Linked DNA regions of Homo sapiens: regions 1 and 3 are each linked to region 2. The links are chromatin contacts, found by Hi-C or POLR2A ChIA-PET in ENCODE. All regions are on one chromosome and are shown on one strand. Each heading gives the region's core, a stretch centred on a gene start or an enhancer-like site at or near the end of the contact. The rest is flanking DNA. Distances are from core to core; before and after follow the strand shown. Region 1 overlaps IL12RB2 (interleukin 12 receptor subunit beta 2). Region 2 overlaps PDE4B (phosphodiesterase 4B). Region 3 overlaps GNG12 (G protein subunit gamma 12).

What was found. A loop is a pair of places that touch in the nucleus more often than their neighbours do. ChIA-PET counts read pairs that join two places held with the same protein, here RNA polymerase II (POLR2A). Pooled maps may share reads with other maps.
Region 1: a loop to region 2 is called in a map of GM12878, with 4 times the contacts of the local background. The contact joins two enhancer-like sites. A Hi-C loop is called at or near these places in 2 of 168 maps with a recorded cell type or tissue (GM12878 and naive thymus-derived CD4-positive, alpha-beta T cell), 9 of 37 single-sample maps with no recorded cell type and 13 of 50 pooled maps. POLR2A ChIA-PET finds 5 or more read pairs at or near these places in 1 of 52 experiments (naive thymus-derived CD4-positive, alpha-beta T cell).
Region 3: a pooled map shows a loop between it and region 2 (6-fold over the local background). The contact joins two enhancer-like sites. A Hi-C loop is called at or near these places in 3 of 37 single-sample maps with no recorded cell type and 4 of 50 pooled maps.

Annotation. Positions count from the first base shown.
Region 1 is chr1:67,335,237-67,340,161 of GRCh38, forward strand. IL12RB2 (interleukin 12 receptor subunit beta 2) reads left to right here. Exons shown (of 17, transcript NM_001374259.2): 9 at 3,388-3,467. Among named protein-coding and RNA genes, the nearest start is that of IL12RB2, 30 kb to the left of the region's middle. RefSeq lists an enhancer at 3,670-3,749. Within about 2 kb of position 3,520, at least 4 of the 41 ENCODE cell types and tissues checked have a DNase peak (open chromatin) inside an H3K27ac peak, as active enhancers do; they include GM12878, where a contact is called at or near this core.
Region 2 is chr1:66,280,655-66,285,388 of GRCh38, forward strand. All of the region lies in intron 7 of PDE4B (phosphodiesterase 4B), which reads left to right. Among named protein-coding and RNA genes, the nearest start is that of PDE4B-AS1, 230 kb to the left of the region's middle. RefSeq lists enhancers at 1,681-1,980, 2,031-2,110. Within about 2 kb of position 1,842, at least 8 of the 41 ENCODE cell types and tissues checked have a DNase peak (open chromatin) inside an H3K27ac peak, as active enhancers do; they include GM12878, where a contact is called at or near this core.
Region 3 is chr1:67,734,292-67,739,153 of GRCh38, forward strand. The region is part of intron 2 of GNG12 (G protein subunit gamma 12); the gene reads right to left. Among named protein-coding and RNA genes, the nearest start is that of GADD45A, 52 kb to the left of the region's middle. RefSeq lists an enhancer at 1,855-1,934. Within about 2 kb of position 1,985, at least 36 of the 41 ENCODE cell types and tissues checked have a DNase peak (open chromatin) inside an H3K27ac peak, as active enhancers do.

The DNA of each region.
Region 1 (4,925 bases), core at 2,270-4,769, 1.1 Mb after region 2:
ACACAGGGAAGGTGGGGATAATGACTGGAGAGATGTCTTTGATAAAGCAAGAGGGAGCGGGGTCCAGAACTCTAGCTAAAGAGTTGGACCGTGATGGAAGTAGGGATGATTCATCCACTGGGACATCATTAACAGTGCTGTGTTAGGGAATTGGTTGGGGGAGTTTGAACGTTTTCATGGTGGAAAAAGAAGGGAATTTCCATCTGATTTCTTCCTTTTGCTCGGTGAAGTCTGAGGCAAGGTCATCTCTTTTTCATATTGGTGGCTTCTTCCACTTTAACCCTACAGTTTTTTCCTTTACAGACAAAGTATTTTCATCTGACTTCCATTTCTCATATTTGTATGCTTAGTCATTTGTACCCATTTCTTTTGAAATCACTTGAACATACTGGCCTTTGGCTTTTTTTTTCTCATGTGCCTATAATAGTTTTATCTGTATTTGGCTAGATAACATTGAGGTTAGAACTTTTAGTGACTCTGTGACAGTTGAATGTCAAAGATTCTCCTCCCTATTAGCCCTTGTGTTGCTTTAAGCAGCAGTGATTTTACACCCCTGGTCATGAAATGTTACACTTTTTAGAGACTCATGCAGATTCAACTAATGATTTCTCTCCCATGAAGGTATACATTGCAGGTAGGCACCATTAACATTTCAGTTTACTTGCAATTTACCTTGTGAAAAGAATATAATTCTAGAATTTGATTCTTAGCTCTGTAATAATCTGTTAGGTTGTGGATTTTTAATGAGTCAGTGAGTGTCCCCTTTAGATTTCTTACCAATATGTAATTAACTGAAGACATGTACTGCTGTGGTACAAGTCAACTGGCTTTGACACTGAGCACACCCGGGTTTCCAAACCCTGATTTTACAAATGTCTGGATTATCTAGTTTGTGGAGTAGTCAGGTCTTGGTCAATGTAGTGAACTGTAATGGGAAAAGCAGGGTCTTCGGGGAAAGCAAGACCTGGGTCCAGTCCTCAGCTTTGCCATTTACCAGACCCAGGTCTTTTGTAAATCATTTAACTTTTGCCAGCCTCCTTGTCCTCAGCTGTAAAGCAGATGTAATCATATGCACCCTTGCGTTGTGTGAGGGTTAAACGAGATGATGTATATAGTGTCCGGACACCACCTGACAGTAGGTGGTTAGTGAACGTCATATCCCCTTTCCTTTGTTGCCTGTGCTTTTTTTCTTTTTGCATCTAAGCTAGCAGATAGAAGTCCCAGGTTTGATTCCTGGGCCACTCTTCATATTCCTGGAGAATTAAGAGCATTTTCAAAATGTTTTACATAAGTGTTGCTTACCTCTAAGTCCTCACTGCAAAGGTAAATACTACTGCAAAGGAGAGAAAAGAAAAGAAGTGAATGTTTAGAAAAAAACAAAAAAGAAAGTAGAGCAAGAAAGGCAGGAAAAGGAAGTAATGAAGGAGAGGATAGAACAAAAAGAAGGCCCAACTGATGGGGGATGGAAGTATCGCAGAGAAACCATTAGCTTTCTCAGAGCCAGGCACCTGCACGGTGCAGAGCCAAGGCTATGGGCTCTGGGATAAAACGGATTTGTGTTCAAAGCCTGGCATCTCTGATGATTAGTTCTGGGACCTTAAGCAAGTTCCTTAACCTTTCAGCACTTCAGTTTTCAAATGCGGGAAACAGCAAGAGCTACACTTGCTGAGCACTCACCATGTGTCAGCACGCTCCACTGAAATTCCCACTCCACCCTGTGTGATATGTGGAATTATCACCCTCATCTGACAGATGAGGGAGCTAGCCGAAGGATGTGGTTAGCATTTGTTCAAAGTCACAGAGCTGGGCTTACCCCGCAGACCTGGCTCTGAAGCTCACACTGACTACTGCAGGAGGAGGGGAGATGGAGCTGTGGATGGGCCCACACAGCACCTGCCCTCTACATGTGGGTACTTACGCTCCCTTTCTTTCTCTTTTGCTCTTCTCTTATCTCCTGTTATCCAGGTGGTGGGACTTAATTTTCTAGAAATTTCCATCTGGTTAGATGGAACTTTCTAACCTAGGAAAAAACCCCAGCGCAGCCTCCCCTCAAATACACTCTAAGTTTCACTGTTGAGGAAATTAGCTTGGTGCAGCTGAAGCCTGTTTTCAGGAGTTGTTTCTGCTGGTTCCACTCCTGGCTGTAAATCAAAACAAATCTAAGTGACTTGATGGTAGAGGAAACAAAATGACTTCACTCACTCACGTGAGCATGAACTCATGCACACACACACTCACACTTACACATACAGGAGTTGATTATTTAGTCTCTTTGCAAGTATGTTTGGTTGAAATTAAGTTGGGCCATATTTGACCATTGTCTTACAGATTGGTGGTTATTTATTTAATCAGTTCAGCCTGTGTTTTGGCATTAAATAGATAATATCACATGATTTGTTCATTCATTACTTAACAATTATTAGGAGCCTATTATATTCTAAGTGCTGCGCTGGGTATGTGGCATATTAAATGAGATAGGACTTCCCTTTAAGTACATCATTGTCTAATGATCACACACCAAATAATTGTACTATACCATGATAAGTCTAGGAATGGAGATGAACACAAGGTTTGTCATTTATATTAGTGTATTTTTACAAGACCAAAAAGTGTTTTTCTATATGAGTTGTATCTTCTCTGTTGAGAATTCTTTCTGCATTCTAGTAAAAAAAAAAAAAAAAGAAAAGAAAAGAAAAGAAAAGAACCACATATACTTTATTTTTATTTTTTTGCTCTGTCTTATGGTGCTAAAGCCACATGTACTTTCCTTGGGTTATTTTAATAACACATGTTTTAAGAGTAAGTTAAGGCCGGGTGCAGTGGCTCATGCCTATGTAATCCCGGCACTTTGGGAGGCCAAGGTGGGTGGATCTCTTGAGCTCAGGAGTTCAAGACCAGCCGGGGCAACATGATGAAAGCCTGTCTGTATAAAAAATACAGAAATTAGCCAGGCGTGGTGGTACGCACCTGTAGTCCCAGCTATGTGGGAGGCTGAGGCAGGAGGATTGCTTGAGCCTGGGAGGTGGAGGTTGCAGTGAGCTGAGATCGTGCCACTGCATCACTGCATTCCAGCCGAGGCAACAGAGCAAGATCCTGTCTCAAAAAAAAAAAAAAAAAAAAAAAAAAAAAAAAAAAAAGTAAGTTAAGAAACAAATTCCTCATCATTTTTTTTTAAATTTGTTTTTAAGGTAACCTTGTTTTTCTGACTTTTTGGCCAAAGATATATATGTTCATTGTTAAACAAGAAAAAGAAAAAATACTGGGACACACACAAATAATTGAAGTTATCCTCTAATTCTACTCTTCCAGAATTGTTTACTGAATGACCAGTTAACTTTCAAAGTAGTAAATATATGAAAATATGTCTTTTTTTCTCCTTTGAAACAGAGCCTACTGGGATGTTAGATGTCTGGTACATGAAACGGCACATTGACTACAGTAGACAACAGATTTCTCTTTTCTGGAAGGTGAGTTTTAAGCGTCAACTTAAAACTCAAGGGAATAAAACTGAAGGCAGAAAAAGACCTATTTGCATAGTGGCTTTTATATGAAGCTTCAATGATTTTGCTAGAGCTCATTTTCTCACATTCATGACACACCACAGTGTCATGTGCCTTTGGTGGATAGGGGTGAGAGCTGAGTTCCTTCTTCCACACAGTCACATCGTTTCAATCCCACTTCCTATAAGATCAAGGTCTTTTTCCATCCCTGGCATTTCCACCCTCTGACCCCAACTACTTCATCTCTTCTGACTGTTGTCCCCTTTCTGCCCACCCCCACCTCTCCTACATAAATATGCCCAGCAGTAACCATGTCACTTCACTTATTCACTCTTTGGGAAACAAAAGATGAAAAAGCTGTGGATGTGGATATTTAATAATGTTTGTTAAGTCATTGAAGAGGGAGAAGGAGGAAAGAAAGCTGCTCTACTTTAGGAATAGTAATAGTGGTAGAAAATAATACAAACAGGCCAGGTGCAGTGGCTCACGCCTGTAATCCCAGCACTTTGGGAGGCCAAGGCAGGCGGATCACTTGAGGTCAGGGGTTAGAGACCAGCCTGGCCAGCATGGTGAAACCCCGTCTCTACTGAAAATACAAAAATTAGCCGGGCATGGTGGCATGCGCCTGTAATCCCAGCTACTGGGGAGGCTGAGGCACGAGAATCACTTGAACCCGGGAGGCAGGGGTTGCAGTGAGCCAAGATCATGCCACTGCACTCGAGCTTGGGTGACAGAGTGAGACTACGTTTCAAAAAAAAAAAAAAAAGAAAATCATACAAACAGGAATAGAAAGCAGCCCTTCCTCAGGAATGGTAATAAAACAGTAGTAAATTAGACAACTTTCCAGAAAACAGTGAAGCCTGACATTATCATAGAATGCGAAAGTTTCACAAAGCACTGAAAGCTGGCATTACCATTTTATTTAATCCTCACAAAAATCCCCTGAGGTAAGTACTGGTACGCCCACTTACCAGTGAATGAGAAAACGAATGAATGAGTGAATGAAAAAACGAGTATCAGAGAGAGGAAAGAGAGGAAGTTCTTGCCCAAAGTCACCCAGCTACTGAGCACAGACCTGAGACTGAAACCTTATCCAGAACTGCTGCATCGTGACTCATCTTTGTTGAAGGAAAATGCTGTGCGATTCGAATTGAGCTACTGATTGGCATGCTCATAAGAGGTTTCCTGGTGAACTGCACTCTTTATTTCTCAGGACTCACATCCTCTTCACTACACCTCTTCCAGTTGAGGATAGAAAGTTTTGGAATTATGAATCTGAATGAGCACAAAACCAGAAGAGTAAGAATAACAATTATAAAGTCCTCTGATGGGGTTCACATGATGGGTTTTGATCATTGCACACTTCTTCAGTTTTAAGAAATGAGTGATTTCTTCTTCTTTCTCCTCCCTGTCTCTCTCACACAC
Region 2 (4,734 bases), core at 592-3,091:
CCATTTCCCTGTGAGTCTTGTATTCCTGTCACTAAAAATTCCTCCAGCCTCTTTGCAGAGCACATTGGCACCAGGCCCCCTTCTAAAGCCACAATGCCGAAGTTCTGATTGCACCTCCGTATTCCTATGTTTCCGGTAAGTCTTTTAAAGACATTTGGCTCCTGCCTCTGGTCTTGAATATTTTAGGCCTATTGAGTTTAGAATCTAGAGAAAATAGCAGATTAAATGTAGCTCAGGAACAAGAGGGTGTTGTCCAGAGAAAGCTGAGAGTGACTGGCACAGCAGACGTAAACATCGTCACCAGGGTGTACATAGCTTTAACTCAGGTACCTGCACGGGCATCACAGGCAGCATGGCACAGATAGTTCACAGGCCTGGGTATCTATGCTTATGGACTGGCCTTCCAAGTGCAGTTTCCTGCTCACTCTTATTTATCTTCTGATAAAGAATTGCTCCCAGCAAATTACTAAACTAAACCTACTGCTGATACTTTTACTCCAGTTGTAAAAACACATTACTCCCTCTGCTTCTGCAGAAGTGGAACATGCTTCTACAATTCCCTTTTCTAAATTTGTTGATGGATTACTTATTGCCCCACTCCTCAAGTTTCTGTGGAGGGGATTCCATCTAATCTTTAACAGGGAACAGTTTTTGGGAAATATTACCTTTTCTCCCTTCTGTGCTGCGAGAGCAGAGGGCAAAGACAAGTAACAGTGAGTGGGAATTATAGGAGAGGTTTTTGCCTCAGTGAGCCTTTTAACCCACTAGAGATCTGGAAGAAAATGGAGTGGGTTTCTCTGGGAGGTGATTTGTTCTGCATTCCCTTGCTAGAAGATCACTTGCCTAGACATATGTAGGAAGTTTAACATGGGTTTTCCTCATTCGGAAGAAGGGTGGATTCAATCACTTCTGAGATTTTTCTTGTGTTAGGAGCATATATGATGGAACTGTGTTTTGGTAAATCAGTTTCAGTTCTACACTGCCCCTAAAGTATTTTGCTTGTTTTCAGAGGTCTGTCCATAAAGCATTTGTTTCAAATACAAGGCATGGGGGAGGAGGTGTTATCACAATATCAAACCCCTGCTAAGTATCAGATTTTCTATTAGGTACTCTGCAAAGGAGATCTGTTTTTATCCTCAACAACCTTCTATTAAGTCAATATCATTATCCCATTTTTTTTAACCAATAAAACTATGCCTCCATGAATGTAACTAGTAGTATAAAGACACTCACTCAGCTTGTAACAGACAGACCTAGGATCGGAACCATAAAGACACTCAGCTAGTAAGCAGTAGAGTTAGGATGTGAACACTGCCTTGTTTGGCTCAGAAGCCTGTGTACTTGGCATGAGCTCTCTGTGCTGTCCAGTAAGTAAAGGTGCATGTGATGCCCACACAGGTACCTGCGTTGAAGGTACGTACACCCTTGAGATGGTGTTTACATCTGTGGTTCCAATCACTCTCAGCTGTCTCTGAACAATACCAACTTGTTCTTCAGCAACATTTAATCTGTTTTTTTTTCCTCCAGATTCTAGAACTAGAGAGAATTTAGAAGAAAATACATTTCAAGCTTTAGTTTTCCCTCATGGGAATAACTGAGCCAATAGGGAGGTGGCAGTGTCTTCCTCTCTTCTAGGAATAAGTCTCCTTCCCTGAAAGACTTTTGGGTTTTGAGTAAGCCATCCTGGCAGGGAAAAGAGGCAGGGGAGAATTTTTAGGACGTAACAGAGCTGTGGGAGACATATCTCCAGTGCATTACTCACTGCTTAAAAGACACCCCCAGCCTCTGACATCACAAGGAGAGAGAATTAGATTTCAGATCAGTAGTGAAACTGAGGTGTGTCTTGCTTGAACACAAGGAGGCAGCCATCCAACTCTAGGCTGGCTCTGGAAAGTCCCATTTTGAATAATTTGCTTCTTATGATGCTTTGTTCAGCTTCCCTACCTTAAGTGAAACTGTGTGACTTAAATGAAAGAGCACTGAGCTGAAACTCAGGAAACCTAAATTTCAGTACTGGCACCAACCAGGTGTGTAACCAGAAGTAAATCCTTTAACCTTTCTAGACTCAGTCATCTTTAGTTTAAATTATTTTGAGTCTTTGAGTCTTAGAATTCAATCTTACTTCAGATTTCTATAATGGCTCCTGGCCCAAAAATAGTGGTGTGTGGGTGTTGACATGGATAATTCTTTGTCACGGAGGAAACAGCCCCTCAGTAAGAATCTGGAATTCAAGCCTAGGTCTCTTTGGTCTAACTCCAAAACCTAGGCTTCTTCCACCTCTCCTACCCTGACAAGAGGCCATACTATTGTTTCATAACAAAGTGTATCTTTATTATTTTTATAATCCCTGTTAGCCTTGTCATTGGCACAGTTCATTAGCAAACATTCATTGAGTGCTTATGAGTGCTGGGAAAATAAAAAGGAAGGGGACATGGTGCCTGACCTAAGCTTAAAAGCATTTTCATAAGGAGATTCTGGAGCCACACTGCCTGGATTTAGATCCCAGTTCTACTATTTTTAGACTAATCATTTCTTAAACTTTCTGCATACCTCAGTTGCTTCATCCTCATTTTCTTCATCTTTAAAATTTTCCTCTTAGAGTTGTTTTAAGGATTAAATTTGTTGCTTCTGTAAAACATTTAAAATAGTGCCAATTATAGAGGAAAGACCAAATACATCATTGCCGTTATTGTTACTATTATATATATATGTGTATATATGTATATATATATGTATATATGTATGTCAGTCCCCTTGTGTCAGGAGTCTTAGAAGGTTGCAACTGGGTCTTGTTTGCTGGCACTTAATAAATGTTTGTTGGATCCAATTATTCAACACATATTTACAATGTTTCTACTATGCGCAAAGCCCTCTGATGGATCCTTGGTAGAATCCAGAATTTTTACAACTTTTTAAAAAATTACCATGTTTTAGAGCTTGCGTAAGTATAATTTGGAATTTTTTTTCTCTTTCAATATTTCTCTTCTTTCTTTTTCTGTGGCCCTTGTATAGAAAGTATTGAGGAACTGAGAGGAAGATATCTCACACATATGCTTGCTAACTTAATCATATGAGCCATCCTGGAGGAGGTGGGGTTAACAACACACCAAAAAGAAGATTCTTCTCTTTCTTAAATGATAAATGTCTTTTAGAACTCTGATGTCAGACAAGAGAGTACTGCTTACTTTTAATGGGTTTTCTGTGTCAGAGAGAGAGAAGGGAGAGAGAGCGAGAGAAAGAGAGAGAGAGAGATTCATTCACCACTTTCTCATTGACTCATTCATTCACCCTAAAAGCACCTGGCGAGTACTCACCACAACATGAATCAGGCATTATGCCTGGGTAATGCTGGATAATGGAGATACAGAAATGAATAAAACATGGTTTCTTCTTTGGGAGAGTTAACAGTCGTGGGGCAGACAAACATAACTTGATTTATAACGCAGTGTAATAAGAATTTTTCAGAAGCATGAATAAAGTGCTCTGGAAGGACACAGGAAGGCAGGTAGTTGGGAGCAAGATCCTATCCTAAGTACAAATAACACTCTGTACTGAGCTGTACCTAGGAAATTTATAAATTGGATTTTATTAAATTTTAAAAATTAGTATTTCCCATAGCTCGGTCATTCATTATACGCCAAGTGTTCAGCCATTTCAGCTCAAGTTAGCATATTCTTTGAGCACCTATTATAACCAAGTGGATTAGGAGACTACATATTAATTCTGACCATGACTAGGACAAGGAAGGTATAAGATATATGATTTGAACTCTGCCTTAAAGAATAGATAGTATTTCATAAGGCAAAGTGAGAAATAGTTTTTAAGAGGGCAGACCATGCTCAAACAAATGGAGGCCAGCCAGGTGCAGTGGTGCATACCTGTAGTTCGATCTACTCAGGAGGCTGAGGCAGGAGGATTGCTTGAGCCCAGGAGTTTGAAGCTGTAGTGCACCAAGATCATTGCAGTGAATAACCACTTCACTCCTACTGGGCAACAAAACAAGACCCCATCTCAAAAAAATAAAGTATGCAGATGAAAAAGTATAGGTTTAATTGCTTAGTTATTGGAATGAAAGTCACCCTAGGGGATTAGTGAAGAAAGGATAGGGTGTAGGGATATGCAGGACATTAGACAGGAAAGATGGCTGGGCAAAGAAAAAAGGGCTTTGCATACCTTCCAAGATTTTATTTTGTGTGCAGCGAGGAGCCACTGATATTTGTTCATCAGGGAAATACATTATCAAAGCAGTGCTTCTTGGGATGGTTAATGTGGTTTTGGCTACAGTGACAGGAAGCAGATTCAGGCTTGGAATCAGAAAACATAACAGAGATTGATGAATTGGGATTACTTGTGTGATCTTGAGCAAGTTCATAATCATTTCTGAGCTTTAGCCTCCTCATCTATATAGCAAGCAAGATGAAATTACGACAAGAGCAACAATCACAACAACAATGTTTATTGATCATTACTCTCTGAATAGCATGGTGGTAGGGCATTTCCTTGTAATGTTTAAGCCTCAAAACAACTCTGTGAGTTCTTAAAAAGGTAAACGTAAATTTACCCATATGACCCACCAATTCCACTCTTAGATATCTACACAACACAAATTGAAGACGTATAGTCTTTCAATATATGTTCCACAAAGTCGAACACAAATGTTATTAGCAGCATTATTTATTTGTTTTTAACTTTTGATTTTTAAAAATATATTTAGGGGGTACAAGTGCAGGCTTC
Region 3 (4,862 bases), core at 735-3,234, 1.5 Mb after region 2:
GGCATGCTTCTTCTTTGATAGGTTTTCTGAAGACTGGGGAAACAGCATTTTGGCTGTGATCTGACCCCACAGTGGTAAATGTTTTGACTCCTTCTGCTACATTTAGAACACTGACTACTTCTGTATGTGCACAACGGTGTTCCAGGTCCTTTAGACGCACTAATTTACCCCTCACAGTCACCCTATGCAAGAGTGCTATATTTTCCCCACTACACAGATGGGGGAAGTGAAGCACAGGAAGCTAAATAACTTACCTAGGGAGTAGCAGATATGGGACTTGAACCTACGTACTCTCTGGCTCCAAAGCCCTTGTATCTAGCCATCACATTATGTTGCCTTCTTTATGATTTGTAGAGATGGGGCCTTGCTCTGTCACCCAGGCTGGAGTACAGTTGCAGGATCGTAGCTTACTGCAGCCTTGAACTCCTGAGCTCCAGCAATCCTCCAGCTTCAGCCTCCTGAGTAGCTAGGACTACAGGCACACTACAGGGTCTGGCTCTAGTTGCTTTCTTAGACTAGTATGGTGTTTCTTAAAATGTATTACAATTTTTATTTATTTATTCTTTTTATTTTCTTTTTTGAGACAGCGTCTCACTCTGTCACCCAGGTTGTAGTGCAATGGCGTGATCTCGGCTCACTGTAACCTCTGCCTCCTGACTTCAAGCAATTCTCCTGCTTCAGCCTCCAGAGTAGCTGGGATTACAGGCATGCATCACCACGCCTGGCTAATTTTGTATTTTTTTTAGTAGAGATGGGGTTCCATCTTGTTGGTCAGGCTGGTCTCAAACTCCTGACCTCAGGTGATCCACCCTCCTTGGCCTTCCAAAATGTTGGGATTACAGGCATGAGCCACCGCGCCTGGCCTCAGATGTATTACAATTTAATAGGTATATATTGAAATGGGTTCCATGCCATGTATTTTGGAAAGCCCTAGTTCACACAATGATAAGCAGACTTCTTTCACGCAAGACTTCTCAGGGTCTTTCCTGCACTAAGATACATTTATGATCTGGCAAGAGGCTTGTGGCTTGCAGCATTTCCCCAAATTATTTGCACATAAAAATATTTTCCGAGGAACATCTCATGAGATCATTGTTCTGCTGATCACACTTTGAGTGAATGCTGGCAAAGGGAGTTATTAGGAACAGGGCTTAAGTTCTGGTTCTTGCCATTTAACTGTGTGACTTTTGGAGTTGCTTAATTGGAGCCTGCGTCCTCATCTGCAAAAATGGGAGTGGCAACAGTCTCTACATCTCATGGAACTATCTGAGGATGAAATGCATATGTAAAGTGCTTAAAATTGTGCCTGCCTCCAAACATTCAATAAATGTGACCTCTTATAATGATTATAAAGAATACCAAATAATTTAAGAAAGGAACTATGAGAATTCAATTAAAAGGGGCAGAGAATCACTGTAAATACTATAATTTCTGAGTGATCTTCACTAACAACAGTGAAGCTCCTGTGAGAAAAACATAAAAAAATTCTTCCATGAAAGAAAATCCTAAACCATCACAGAGTACAATATTATTCTAAAGAAGGAAAAAACAAGGGAAAATATTTTTTTAAAAATAGTTCAGACAGAAAGTATCTTTGGCAAAGAGGATCTTCTGATAACATAACAGATGCAAATGAAAGACAGGGCTGATTTCCTGGGCGCTAAACCAAGTGGAGGAGTTCTCACAAGGGAAAGAGCCAGGTGCTGACCCCCTCTGCACTGGGGAAAGGAGGAAGATACAAACACACTTTCTTGCGGGGGGTAGATTCTCATCACTGAACTGAAAATGGCTTGGCATCAACAGGATGTCTTCCTGTTCCCATCTTATGAAGTGACTCATACATCTGCCATTTCACTTGCAGGAACTGTGGGAGAAGAACTAGGAGTCTGTTCATTAGGAACCCTGGCTCCACAAAGGCACTCCCTCCCAGCCTGACACAACGCCCACCTCTTCTTCCGGTTGTGCCTGCCAAGCGTGAGAGTGTACAACAACCAAAGCAAAACAAAAATCCCAACCCCCGAACCAAGCAGCAGGCAGGGAGAATGTTGCAGTAGAAGGCTACTGCTTCCTGATGCTAACGTGGACGCCAAAGGCACAGCCCACAGTTCCAGAACCCACACCACAGCACCTGAAACAATTTGCTCTCAGTGGGCCAGGGCAGCTCTAAACACTAGACTGCTTCCTGTTGTGCAGCTATGTAAATGAACCCTGTGCTGGGGCCACGGCCCAGCTGCACTGTGTGGCAGGGATGCGTGAGTAATGGAGTCACCAGGGCAGCCTCTCAGTGGAACATACTTGTGCAGCCTGCAGGCTCAGCCTCACGATGCCAACCCCAGGAGCAGTGACCCCCTCACAGGGCACACCTCTGCCAGGAAAACCATCCATGTGGTGGGGACAGACAGTTCCTTGGTAAGAACCGTCTGGATCCAGGAACCTCAGCAGATAGGGACTGAGTTGGGGGATGATTAAAACCTAGGGGAGTGGGCTCCAGACTGAACTCGGAGTGGTTTCCTTGGGTCATTTCTAATCTGCTTCAGTTTCCTCACGTAAGATGAGAGGGACCCACCTCTTAGGACCTCATTTGTGCAAGCACCAAATGTGTGTGCCTGCTAATGTCCACAGCAACACTGGAAAAGAAGTATCTCATTTTGCAGATGTGTAAACTGAGGGTTGGAGGAGTGAGTGAGCATGGCCAACATCATATAGGTACTAAAGTTGTGCAGCCTGAATATAAACCAAGAATTGTGGATATTCAGATGTGTCCACTCCTGAAATTCCACGTAGGCTGCTAAGCTTCCTTAAAATGATGTTTGCAACTAAAACCAAGTCTTAATTTTCTATATAAGTAGTACTCATTAGGTAAATTATCTACTGCAAATTAAAAATCATACTTTCATCAACCCTTCTTGGGCTACTTAGTCTTTTGCATTGCCAAATGGCCTGTGCTTAGGGGATTATAAATGGATTTTGAAACTAGCTAAAGCAAAGTCTAATTATAATTCTCATAATTAATCATTATAAAAATAAATCATTAATATAATTCCATGGCCAAATATAAATGATTTCTGTTCTAAGGCAATACCTCATTTATTGGCCTGAAGAAAGTTGGTTCTGAAAGATAAACAGTCACATGGATGGTAAGAAGAGCTCTGGGCCCAGGGTCAAGAAACCGAGGGTCTATCTAGGTTCAGCTGTTAGTTGGTTAACTGTGTAATTTATGCAAGTTACTCAATCCCCTTCCCTTTCCCTTTCTGCATCAGTAAAACAAAGAGCTTGGACTAGATCAGTGTTTCCTCCTCTTTTCAATATGAAGACTTTCTTTTTTTTTTTTAAATGTATAAGCACTAGCTTTTCCCTGCTCCAAAGATAGCTGTCTTTTTGGAGCCTACTGGTTATGAAAATACATAATAACAAGAAATTAACAAAAATGTTCTCTTTATTAATTGCAACAACATCTTCATATACTTTAACAAGAGTGGTGCCATTACATTTAAGACATTGTTACTCAGTTTATTGTCAATATGTGGCCCCTGTAAACAAGGGCTCACCCTTTGCAATAAACTGTCCACTCCCCTTACCATTCCTTGCCTGCACACTTTGAACCTTTGCATTAAATGGCCTCTAAGATTCTTTTCAGTGTCAAGCTTTATTATAAAAGCTTTTCTTTTCCTTTTTTTTTCTGTCACCCAGGCTGGAGTTCAGTGGCACGATCATGTCTCACTTCAGCCTCAACCTCCCAGGCTCAGATGATCCTCCCACCTCAGCCTCCTGGGTAGCTGGGACAGGTGTGCGCCACCATGTCAGGCTATTTTTTGTTTGTTTTTTGGTAGATATGGGGTTTCGTCATGTTGCCCAGGCTGGTCTTGAACTCCTGGGCCCACCTCAGCCTCTCAAAGTGCTGTGATTACAGGTATGCACCACTGTGCCCAGCCCTATTAGCAAATTATTTCTAAGAAACTACATACCAGATTTCAATTTTTTTTGTTTTGAACAATAAAGCAAATTATCAGTTAGTGATTTCGTTTTGTACTAAATCACAATCACTGTGCAACAATAGCCACAGATTAATTTATTGATTAGATATACATAACTGAATGCTTGTCCTAGGTATATAGAGGTGAATAAATAGACTCAGTCACTGTCCTCACTGAGCTTTGGTCTATATCAAGTCTTTAACAACGATCCTGAGCCCTCCCCTCTGTTTATCTCCAGCTTCAACCTCCCCCTGGAGCTCTGGTCTCTAATCTCTACCTGACCTCTCAACATTCCACTTGGATATCTAAAATGCATCTCAAAGTTTACACGTGTAGGCCAGGCATGGTAGCTCACACCCACAATCCCGGCACTCTGGGAGGCGGGAGGATCACTTGAGACCAGGAGTTTGAGACATGCCTGGGCAACATACACAGAACCTGTCACTACAAAAAATTGAAAAGGTTAGCTGGGCATGATGGCATGTGCCTGTGGTCTTAGCTACTCCTGAAGCTGGGGGCATGAGGATTGCTTGAGCCTAAGAGTTCAAGGTTATAGTGAAGTATGATTGTATCACTGCATTCCATTCTGGGCAACACAGCAACACCTTGGCTTTTAAAACAACAGAAATGGGACTGGGCATGGTGGCTCATGCCTGTAATCCCAGCACTTTGGGAGGCCAAGGTGGGCAAATCACTTGAGGTCAGGAGGTCGAGACCAGCCTGGCCAATATGGTAAAACTCCATCATGACTAAAAATACAAAAATTAGCTGGGCGTGGTGGCAGGCGTCTGTAGTCCCAGCTACTTGGGAGGCTGAGGCAAGAGAATCGCTTGAACCTAGGAGGCGGAGGTTGTGGTGAGCCAAGATTGCACCATTGCACTCTAGGCT